Linked DNA regions of Homo sapiens: region 1 is linked to region 2. The links are chromatin contacts, found by Hi-C in ENCODE. All regions are on one chromosome and are shown on one strand. Each heading gives the region's core, a stretch centred on a gene start or an enhancer-like site at or near the end of the contact. The rest is flanking DNA. Distances are from core to core; before and after follow the strand shown.

Region 1 (3,058 bases), core at 425-2,924, 280 kb before region 2:
AGAAATTCTCTAAAGATTCACCTACCAAAGTTGGTGTAACTCCTTTTTAAATGGTAAAATAACCAGCTTTGCAATGCCAACTACCATAAAGGAAAGGTCACTTATTTTCATGGTGCAGGTTTAAATGTTTAGGCTGCAGGGGTCTGTAAATAATCTTTTATTTCTTCCTCCAAATTTAGATCACAGTCCAAGTGGCCATCACGCAATGAAGTACATTATGATCGAAGAGTGGAGGTTGGCCACTGGCAAAGCAAATCCCTGCAGCTTACAGATCTCAAACCTACGCTGGTGTTGTATCTTTGTGAGTGCTCTTAAATCTGGGTCAGTTTGGAAGAAAAAGTCATCCAATCACTTTGAGAAGAGGGAGCAAACAAAATTGCACCACACTTAGGTTACACTTAGAAAGCAATTTATAATGCTCACATTACAATGGGAAAAGAAAAATAATTATGTGCATGTAAAGGATGTACACTTATTTTTAAATTCTAAGTGATTGAAAAGTCAGCTTGTGGCATGCTGTAAATGCTCTGGAGGCATGAACAGGTGGTAGATAATTTTGAAGTGTAAAGAACAAGTGTATTTTGACCTCTACTTTATTTCTCCCAGTAGTAGACTAAATAATGTCCCTCCAACTCCCCCAAACGTCCATGTCCTAATTACCAGAACCTATGAATATGTTACCTTACAAAAGAGACTTTTCAGATGTGAAGAAGCTGGGAAAGGCATGAAATGTATATTCTCCCCTAGAAAGTCCAGAAGGAATGCAGCCCTACTAGCCTACTGTTGACTTGTGACCTCCAGAACCGTAAGAGGTAAATTTGTGTTGTTTGCAGTACCATTAAGTTTGTGATAATTTGCTATAGCAACAGTAGAAAACTAACGTACTCCAGCTGTTAAGAAAGTCTTGGGTTGAGGATGGTTAACTCTTTTCTGAGGCTACAAACCAGACTGGAGAGTCTCTGTTAGAAAGCCATGACAAATGTGCCCACAGAAACTGGGACCCAAGAGAGATACAGTCTTCTATGTATTGTTGAGGCAGCTGGAGTAAATTGCAGGGCTATTGAGGTAACTGAGGTCTGCCTGAATCTGGCTCAGAGCTCTTGAGAAGCCAGAGCTGACATTAAACACAGAAAGCACCTACTGCAGAACTGCTGTGCACCATTAGGTAACGTATGTAGATTACAGACAGCACAGTCTCCAGTTTCTAGAACACAGCTTTTCTTTTTGCCCTGTTCTCCCTCTGAAAATCACGAGCCAGAACCGGCTGCATGTCAACATTTACCCCTGAATAAATTAAAGACGCTGAAGATGTAACCATCATGCATAATGAATATTACTGACCACATACATAGCACCCGTTTGTCTCTTCTTCCTTCTTAACAGAACCCTGCTTTTGCACAGTTTTCTGCCTCTCCAACTTACAGCCTATGCTCCTCAGGAATGTAAAATGACCCAAACTTATTTCAAAAATAGACCCTGTTGACTTAAGTCAACTAGCATGTTCCATTTTCTAGGTCACACTCTGGTACACGAATTGGCCTGTGACCAAGTTTTTGTAATCAAAAGTGATCTCGGGATCCTTGCTTGCAATACCAGGGCAGGATAAACTTTCTCACTTTTCCCTTGGACACTGTAGTGCACGGATATGAGGCCCAGAACTGCAGCCACCATCTTTCTGCCAGCTCGAGGGCAAAGCTGGAACAAGAAGCAAGATGACTGCCTGGAGAGTGAGCAGAGCCACTGGATGAACTCAGTCCTTGGCTGGCTCCATCGCTAAACTCACAGATGTCAGCCAGTGAAATCTGTTAATGGCTATTCTACCTGAGTTGGGCTTCCTGTTGCTCGTTTGCTGAACGCATCTGAAAAGATAAATGTGGAGATGAAGTTCTTATGATCTATGCTTTGTATACTCATTTCAGAAGCTGAGGTATACAAACTTCCAAGTACCAGGACATCCAGCTGAGCACTATTTTATTTAATCCTTATATTCCCTAGCCCCCACTCAGCAGGATAGGAGCTACTATTATTCTCATTTTTCATATAGAGAAACTGAAATATACAGAGGTTAAGGAAGTTGCCTAATATTACAATCAATTAGTGAATGTCAGAGTTTGGATTCAAACCCATGCTGCTGGAATCTAAGCACATCTACCTGACCATCTGAGAGCTGTTTACTCTCAATAGCTCCATAAAACTCAGAAAAACAGTTATCTTTATTAATGCTTTAACTTTATATTATAATATCTAGATGATGCTCTTTTAATAAACCATAAAATGGATTCAGAAATAAAATCTCCCAAATCATAAAGCTTTAGTTCTTTTTCTGACTCTCAGCTGGGCAGATTACTCATTTTCCCAGAGCCTTGATTTCTTCACCAATAAAATGAAATTAGCAATACAAAATTTATGTTGAAGAAAATGAATGTAAGTGTGGTATGGGAACAAGAGTACTGGTCAGGGAATAAGAGTCCTTTGTTCTAGTTCTGGCTATGTGACCTTGGGCAAGTCACCTACCTCTCTGTGTCTCTGTGCCCTTCTATGAAGTCAAGTCACTTGTGGCTTAATATTCCATGGTTCTATTTCTATCTGACCCATGGAGCTCTTGAAAGGGTTGTGTCAGTTTACTAAAATGGCAAATGAAAGCCTTTGGCTTCATTGGGTTAAATTAATGAGCATCAAGAATTTTACCACCACATTTTAATGCCCTATTTTGATGGTACCCAGCTTGCTTTTCCTAACAGTAAAACCTGAGGATGAAGAAATAAAATCTCAAAATTCCAGTGGTTACTCACTATGGTGAGTAAGTGGCCATTATCAAAGCATCACTGCACATCACTAAACATTTACAGCGAGGAGATGAGCTGTGGCAACTTGATGGCCTTTTTGATGACTGTCCTGATTGCTGGCAGAGAAATGAAGCTTCCTGTGTCAGGGGTCAGGTGATGCAATAACACCCTCTAGATTTAGTAGGGAAGATTTACAGGGGGCGGGGGGGAGGGGAACTCATGCCCTCTGTGGTCTGTGCCCTAGAGCATCCTCTAGGCCAAAAGTCTGATCT
Region 2 (3,102 bases), core at 518-3,017:
CATAGCTCCTTTTGTAACCTGCTGAATATGTACATTTAGCCAACCTGTTCAGCATAAAGTCCTATCCCTACCCCTCCTCCTTCAAAGTTCCTGTCTCTGGTCTTGGCTGGAGGTATGTTTTCCCAGCCTGGGGGATGGGCACCTTACAGGTTGTAACCCTTTATAAGAAATAAATTTTCTTTCTTCTCCTTTTCTAAATTTATACATTGTAATTTTTTCAGTTAACAATATATAACAAAAATCAAATGTATTGTTGCCTTCTCTGGCATATAGAAGCTCCAATTTTTCTGCAGATGTTATTTTTTGCCTTTATTACAGAAGTATTAATAAAATATGACTGGCTTTGTTTCATTACCAGAAAAATAAAGAGGTTGGCTTGTGTTATTTGGTCATGTAAGCATTACTCTTCTGGGTTTCAGTCTATAAAGGGGGGTTGAAGGAGAAAAGGCCCTCTCTAAATCTCCTTTCCTGTAGCCCAGGATATCTATGAGTGAGAGGTAAAAATCTCCCTAGACCTGGGTCACTTGTTATCTCACTGACGGTAACCACCAACTGGCTGGAGCTGAGTGGCAGGTATCCTCTGCAGATGGGTCACCAGCCCTCCAGTTTGTCACAGTCTTCAGCACTCCCACTATCTCTGAGGCCAGCCTGTTTCACTCATGCATTAGATTTGTACACAGGCAGCTGCAGTTTTTGCCACTGAAAGCAATGGCAAAACCCCAGTTACCTTTGCACCAACCTAGTATCTGTCTGACCAAGGGATCCCCGGGGCTTGAGATCTCTCATCTAAAGACAGAAAAGTTGAGAAGATTAGAAGTTGGAGAACTTGGGATAAGTCTCATTACTTCACTCAAGAGCAGAGGAAGTGTCCCTCGGGTGGGCAGGCAGAGGCCAGAAGATCATTCAGGTGACAACCACAATTGTCACTGTTGGGCACAGGTGGGAGATGACATGCAGGGTGTCAACCACAAAACACTGACGGGTTTGGAAGGTGCTTCACTTCACTCACACAGACGGGATATATTCTGTGGCTCTTAATGTAAATTCGGCAGTTGTCAAGAAGGCCTGTGCAGGGCTCTCTCTCAGTGAAGTATACTATTCTGGGCCAGAATAGGTCCAGCTTTCATAATCACTCAAGTGGGCCGGCCCCTGAATGTAAGATCCTTCAGACAACACCTGCTTCTCTTCAGCCACTATGGAAAAGTCACCGGCATGAATCCGAAGTGTCTGTGTCCCTGAATGACAGCACAGGTGGATGAAGACTCACCCACTCACTCGGGCCAGATATCCAAAGTGGGCAGGCACAGCAGGACAGATAAAAACAGTCGGCCCTCTGTATGCGTGGGTTTCCATCTGCAGTTGGTTGAATCTGCAGAGGCAGAACGCATGGATACTGAGGGTCAACTATGCTATGCCATTTTATGTAAAGGACTTGAGCATCCATGGATCTTGGAATCTGTGGGAGGTCCTGGAACCAATGCTCCGCAACTACAGAGGGCTAAGTGAAGTCACTTTCAAGGCAAGCAGTCCCTAAGATAAATCACTCAGCTAATCAGAGAGGATTTAACAGGGAGAAGCCCCAGAGTGAACCACGTCCATGTTCATCATTGCACAGAGCACCCAGATATGATTTCTAGAATGGCTGACAAACACGGGGCTCCAGGCACAGTGGAAGGACTTACTTAGCAGAGTGCCTGCCTGTGTCACGGGAAGGCTGTCAGTCACTGGGTCTGGCCCAGATTCATTACCAGCTCAAATTTTAGGCTCTGTCTCTCTGGATTGCCTGTCAGTCATCCTAGAGCCCGGGCTGACATTTCAGAAATGCCCAGTGTTGAAGTACGTATGTGCCTTGCGTTATGTAGCAGATGATAAAAATAAAAGACCCCTAAGTGGTTCCATTTTAAGTTTCGGTTTTTAAGAAACTATCACAAACATAGCAGTGCTCCAGGGACTGTGGGTTAGAAAGAATAAAACATAAAGCATCATCTCTGCATTAGAAATGTCTTCCCATAATCAGGCTACTGCTGAAGGAAAAGGCTCCAGCTACGTCCCCATGTTTGTGACTGATATGAAAAGTCACACCTTGATGTGTACACAGCTATAAGCACGGGCACTAGTTTTCCACAATCAAATTTTAAAATCACACACCATCTTTGTGTAACTGAGCACATTTTCTTGATTTTCCTCTAAAGTTCACAGTCCTTGGAATAACACACGGTATTGTCTAGCCCAGAGGTTCTCAAACTTCAATGAGCTTATAAAACCTCAATGCCAAGATTGCACCCCATACCATACCAATTAAGTCAGACCCTCTAAGATTGGGACCCGGGTATCAGTATGTGTTTTTTTTTGCATCAGCATTTTTTAAAACTCCTCATGTCTGGCATTATACTGTATGTCCATCTGGCTCTCCTTACCTTTCACATTCCAAATTTATTTCCATTCATCTCTCAGAACTGGCTTTCAAAATCAATTTCTCTCCCTCTTGTGATTGTCCTAACTGGTTGCTACATTATTTAGAAATTAGCTTGACTTGTGAAAAACAGAATCAGCACATGTTTGGTTGGTAAAAGCCCCAGAGATTAAGAGATGAGCTCTTCTATACAGCATCATTTCAGAATCAAATTAGTTTGTGGCTTCAGCCAAGAATCTCATAGAATGGAGGAAAGAATTCTTCCCCTGAAATTACAGTTCTTTTCACAGGATAACACTTCAAAGAGATACCATGGAGAAAATCAGCTCAGCAGCCAAAGTGACAACTTGTGACTCAACCTGATGGAAAACAGGGTGTTCCATACCCCTTGCTCCCACACCTAAACACCAAAGGTATACAGTCTGGGCCAATCTAAACCACATGGAAAGTTGGAACATAACATGTAAATTGTCTCTCTCTTTCAGATCACTGGACTCAGATTACTACATACTCCGATTTTTCTGCTTCTCCCATCTCTCTTTTTGGCTGTACTGAAAATATTTTAAACAATGTTGAATTCTATCGAAAAGCTTGTGTACCCTGTAATAACTTCCTTTCTTCCCTACTGTCTCAGCTCATCATAGGGTTGGCACCATGCCACTACAAAGGACCATTTTACTCCGCGTGGG

What was found. Hi-C counts contacts between places; a loop is a spot of excess contacts on that map. Pooled maps may share reads with other maps.
Region 1: a map with no recorded cell type shows a loop between it and region 2 (2.4-fold over the local background). The contact joins two enhancer-like sites. A Hi-C loop is called at or near these places in 4 of 37 single-sample maps with no recorded cell type and 3 of 50 pooled maps.

The regions. Positions count from the first base shown.
Region 1 is chr15:33,679,092-33,682,149 of GRCh38, reverse strand. All of the region lies in intron 38 of RYR3 (ryanodine receptor 3), which reads right to left. Among named protein-coding and RNA genes, the nearest start is that of CHRM5, 290 kb to the left of the region's middle. Within about 2 kb of position 1,674, at least 2 of the 41 ENCODE cell types and tissues checked have a DNase peak (open chromatin) inside an H3K27ac peak, as active enhancers do.
Region 2 is chr15:33,394,201-33,397,302 of GRCh38, reverse strand. All of the region lies in intron 1 of RYR3 (ryanodine receptor 3), which reads right to left. Among named protein-coding and RNA genes, the nearest start is that of RYR3, 85 kb to the right of the region's middle. Within about 2 kb of position 1,767, at least 2 of the 41 ENCODE cell types and tissues checked have a DNase peak (open chromatin) inside an H3K27ac peak, as active enhancers do.